Linked DNA regions of Homo sapiens: region 1 is linked to region 2. Evidence: read pairs that join two places in POLR2A ChIA-PET (ENCODE). Cell type or tissue: A673. All regions are shown on one strand. Region 1 overlaps ASH1L (ASH1 like histone lysine methyltransferase). Region 2 overlaps SHE (Src homology 2 domain containing E).

Region 1 (2,500 bases), 870 kb before region 2:
AAACATTTCTTTTTTTTGAGACAGAGTTTCACTCTTGTTGCCCAGACTGGAGTGCAATGGCATGATCTAGGCTCACTGCAACCTCTGCCTCCTGGGTTCAAGCAATTATCCTGCCTCAGCCTCCTGAGTAGCTGGGATTACAGGCGCCCGCCACCATGCCCGGCTAATTTTTGTATTTTTAGTAGAGAGGGGGTTTTGCCATGTTGGCCAGGCTGGTCTCGAACTCCTGACCTCCTGCCTTGGAATCAAGGTGATTCGCCTGCCTTGGCCTCCCAAAGTGTTGGGATTACAGGCGTAAGCCACCACACTCAGCCGAATTTCTATTAATTTATTTTAGTTGCTTTCCAGCAGATAATCTATTTAACAACTCCTTTTAGTATTGACCAAAAAAGTTATGATCCAAATATGTACACATCAGTCAGTAATAACCTATCCATCCCAGTTCTTCAGCTTTCCTCTCTTTAGGGAATAGAAAGAAACCTCCTACAGCCTTTCAAACATGACCTGTAGTCTGAAATAGTCATTAGGTATCAGATAGATAGTGGGCCCTCTTTGTTACTTCCTACCTTGAAAATAACTTGCAGACAGAGTAAATAGTGATACCAAATCCACTGGGGAAATTGGGGTGGGGGACGGGTAATTATCAGTGGGTGGACAGGTCATTATCAGTTTGAAGACCTTTTTATCTCACATTCAGATTCAGCTGGGGACGGGTCATTTCTCACATTCAGATTCAGTGGGGGACGGGTCATTATCAGTTTGAAGACCTTTTTTTCTCACATTCAGATTAGCACTGTACTCACAAACCATCAGATTTCCTTTCTGTAACCTTCAATAACAGCACTCCTGAGTTCAGATATTATCCAGAAGAGACTGAAAGCAGAGGAACTAGCATGTCCAAGCATCCTTTCTAACTGAAAACAGAGTGTTCAAAAGATCATGCTCTTTTTTTTAATCCTTTCCTTCTTCCCCTCAAAAGGTAGAAGCAATTCTATGTGATGTGTGAGGGATATGCTGAATGCTAACTAGATAGATTTAAAAATTTGCCCATAATCTTACATCCTGTCAATGATTTGATTGGCATAAATTCTTTGAAGTTATATCCTAACTAGTTTACTTCTTCTAATAATAACAGATATCATTTACAGAGTGCTTACATGTCAGGCACTGAGCAAAACACATTAAAAGCATTATCTCATTTAACCTGCATTATTTCCTTATGAGGGAAGTACTACCATTGTTCTCATTTTATGTTTGAGAAGCTGACCCATGGGTTAAATAACTTGCCCAAGATCACACAACTAATAAGCAGTGACACCAGAATTCAGATGCTGATAGATTCATTTTGAAGCCCAGACTTACAACTGCTATACTGTATTGCATTTGAGCACTAAGCTAAGGTCCCTCTTGCAGCATTTTGTCTCCAGTAAATTCCAGTGTTTCCTGATTTTTCATTACAGAAGATAGAAAGAACTCTGTGCCCACTAATCTACCTAATCACTTCAGGGGAAAATAGAGCAAATGGCAGGAATCCATTGGGAAAGAGAAAGACATGTAGAGCTCCTTGTTTCCTGTAACTTAATTTTCACTTTATTTTTCCAGATGTCTTCATGACCCAGTTCTCTGCCCTGCAGACAGCTCGATCTGTTCGAACAAGACGGTTGGCAGCTGCAGAGGAAAATATTGAAGTGGCTCGGGCAGCCCGCCTAGCCCAGATCTTCAAAGAAATTTGTGATGGTATCATCTCTTATAAAGGTGACTATAACCACCTTCAAATTCGTTCTTTTTTTCTTTTTCTTTTTCTTTTTTTTTTAAATAAATAGAGATAGGGTCTTGCTATATTGCCCAGGCTAGTCTCAGACTCCTGGGCTCAAGTGATCCTTCTGTCTAGGCCTCCCAAAGTGCTGGGATTACAGGTATGAGCTACTGCTCGTGGGCATTTCTTTTCTTTTTCATTTCTTTTTCTGTCTCCTGATTATCTTTGATATTATAGTGGCTTTTTGCAGTTTTCTTAACCTAAGGATATAAAGAGAAAAATGGGGACCAAACTGCCCTAAGATGTAAGATGTAAAGTTTTGAATTTTGAGGCACCTATTCCATTTACATTCCCAAAATAAATCACACTCTCTGCATTCTGTCTTTTTTTTTTTTTTTTTTTTTTTTGAGATGGAGGTCTCGCTATGTTGCCCAGGCTGGTCTTGAACTCCTGGCCTCAAGCGATCCTTCTGCCTCGACCTCCCAAAGTTCTGGGATTATAAGCATGAGCCACCATGTCTGTCTTGCATTCTCAAGTAGGCTCATCTCACCGAACATGAAACTGCAGTAAGTATGTCTACCATGTCACTGCATTCTGAGCATGAAACACGGGCTCTTTTACTCTGCTAGTGAAATTGCCAGAAATTAAGTATGGTAGCAAATGAGAAGTGGCCCCTCACCGTAAATTCCATTTTCATAATACAGAGTAACTGTTACAGGAAAAATCAATTACAGAAAATATTCA
Region 2 (2,500 bases):
TGAGGCAGCACCACCGGCAGAAGAGCTGGACCCAGAAGATCCTGAAGCCAGCCCTCTCGGACCACAGTGAGGGAGAGAAAGTGGACCCGGGCCTGCCCCTGGAGAAGCAGCCGTGAGTCTCCTCCTCAGATCCTTGTAACAGACAACAGCTGGGAGCTTACAGCTTTGTATCAGGGAGCACATTGGCCCATTTCACATGATTATTTTTGTTAATGAACACTTGCCTGGATGGGGTTTTTAATGAAAACCCATCTTCAAAGCCCAGTGCATTGTGCAAAATGGAAAGTGCACTGCATCTCAACAAGCTCATTGTAAGTCTTATTCTTCTGTAGAGAGTGAAAACTGTTCAAATGACACTAGCGCCGTTAACTCACTCTTGTATGATTGATAGGCTTTGTGATCTGGGATCACCCAGATCTGCATTTTGTCTGTTCTGAATGTGAAGCAGGATCTAGTTCAGGCTGTTGCGTCTCTGCCAGAAGTTCATTTCAAACAACGCTTTATGGAGCAATGCCCAGTCTGGATTTGTATTTTGACACTCATGGTGCTTTCCCCTCTTCCACCCCCATTTTTCAGCTGGTATCATGGTGCCATCAGCCGTGCTGAGGCTGAGAGTCGACTACAGCCCTGCAAAGAAGCTGGTTACCTGGTTCGAAATAGTGAGTCAGGGAACAGCAGGTACTCCATTGCCCTAAAGTAAGTAAGCCCCATGGCTTTCCTCATCTCCAAGGGGAAGGAACACTGTGTGACAGTCTTCTAGTCAAAAAAAACATACTGTGAAGGTGTTTCACAGGGGTGTGCATTGCAGAAAATAAGAGGCATTTGTTTGGACAATGGAACATGAGACACTTGGATGAGAATGCAAAATTGGTATTGGGTAAATGCCTCCATTATCTATTATGATAATGAAGGTCTTATTGCATTATCTTTGTGCATTAGTCAATGTCTACCTTACATTACCTAATCTGGAGTAGGCCCTCTCAGTAGAGAAATAATTCCTGATGAAAAGAATTATTTCTAACAGGGTAGTACAGTCATTCTTCTTTTATTCCCTAGTATTGGGGACTTTAATAAATCAAGATCCCCCTGATTGTCAAAATGCCAACTGCAATTTTGACACCAGTTTCTTCTGGTGAAGAAGGAAATGCTGACTTGCCTGTTGCTCCCTCTGTCTGATTGTACACAGAAAATTCACTTTTGCCTGGTAGGCCTGGTGGAGTGTGTATCATGGAAATTCTCACTGCTCCGTGAGTTCAGTGTCCCTGTATTGGAGGATCATTGTCAAGAGCCCTAACAGCATTTCCTTCCTGAGGAAGCTGAGCCCCTGCAGCTGAAACAATCAGGCTGGAGGAGAACAGAGTCGGGCGGGGGAGTTGAGCAATATGGCTCAGAAAATGGGATAGGCCACCAGATATACAATACCAGGAATAGCTCGACTGTGTTCCTGAAATTGGTGCTTGTGGATTAAATCTTTGAGCTTTTGGTGCCAGCTTTCATTTTATACAACCAGGAATGGTCTTTCCAGATGCGAGGGGAGGAAATGGTTTTTATTATTATTATTTATGTGTTCTTTTTGGAAAAAAAGAAGAAGAACCCTTACTTACGTCCTTTTAGCTGTGGTGAGGAGGATGAGTTTTTTTGGGGTTTCTTTTCTTTTTCTTTTTTTTTTTTTTTGAGATGGAGTCTCACTCTGTTGCCTAGGCTAGAGTTCAGTGGCATAATCTCGGCTCACTACAACCTTCGCCTCCTGGGTTCAAGTGATTCTCCTGCCTCAGCCTCCCAAGTAGCTGGGATTACAGGTGCCTGCCACCATGCCCGGCTAATTTTTTTGTATTTTTTAGTAGAGATGGGGTTTTACCATGTTGGCCAGGCTGGTCTTGAACTCCTGACCTCAAGTGATCCGCCCACTTCGGCCTCCCACAGTGCTGGGATACAGGCGTGAGCCACCGTGCCCAGCCGAGGATGAGTTTCTACCTCACCTTAGTAGCCTCGTGCTTGGGCGTAAGCACTGGTTTTGCAATTTGAGAGCTAGAAGGGACTTGGCATTCTTTTTAATTGTTTTCTTTGTTCCACTACCTGATGACTCATATGTGATAAGGATAAACCACTCAAGGATTACATGCGTTTAGACTGTGAAATTTCTGAGAGTACCACTAGAGTGTGGAATGCATTTCTGTGTGTGTAGAACCATTACGGGATGGATGAGAACCTATCAACCTAGTGTGAATCTGGCTGCAATTGTTTTCAGTGGGGAGGGATCCTCTGCCCACTCATTCATGTCTCCTCCTTGATTTTCATTCCAGGACTAGTCAAGGATGTGTCCACATCATAGTGGCTCAGACCAAAGACAACAAATACACACTGAATCAGACAAGCGCTGTGTTTGACAGCATCCCTGAAGTGGTACACTATTATTCCAATGAAAAGTTGCCTTTCAAAGGGGCAGAACACATGACTTTACTCTACCCAGTGCACAGCAAGCTTCACTAAGATTCAGCCA

Evidence for each region. ChIA-PET counts read pairs that join two places held together with the same protein. Peaks named below come from ENCODE experiments on the same cell type or tissue, not always from the same donor. Only the 100,000 strongest peaks of a DNase experiment are listed, where the experiment ranks them.
Region 1: POLR2A ChIA-PET joins it to region 2 with 13 read pairs; 2 of 35 experiments call an interaction of 5 or more read pairs at or near these places.

What each region holds. Positions count from the first base shown.
Region 1 is chr1:155,351,961-155,354,460 of GRCh38, reverse strand. ASH1L (ASH1 like histone lysine methyltransferase) reads left to right here. Exons shown (of 28, transcript NM_018489.3): 17 at 1,603-1,755. Among named protein-coding and RNA genes, the nearest start is that of MIR555, 6.8 kb to the right of the region's middle. In A673, no CTCF peak of the experiment used is centred here; no DNase peak of the experiment used is centred here.
Region 2 is chr1:154,484,139-154,486,638 of GRCh38, reverse strand. SHE (Src homology 2 domain containing E) reads left to right here. Exons shown (of 6, transcript NM_001010846.3): 4 at 1-112; 5 at 577-696; 6 at 2,304-2,500. The coding sequence ends at 2,490. Among named protein-coding and RNA genes, the nearest start is that of TDRD10, 17 kb to the left of the region's middle. In A673, no CTCF peak of the experiment used is centred here; DNase peaks (open chromatin) are centred at 1,318 and 2,078; H3K27ac peaks cover 1,364 bases.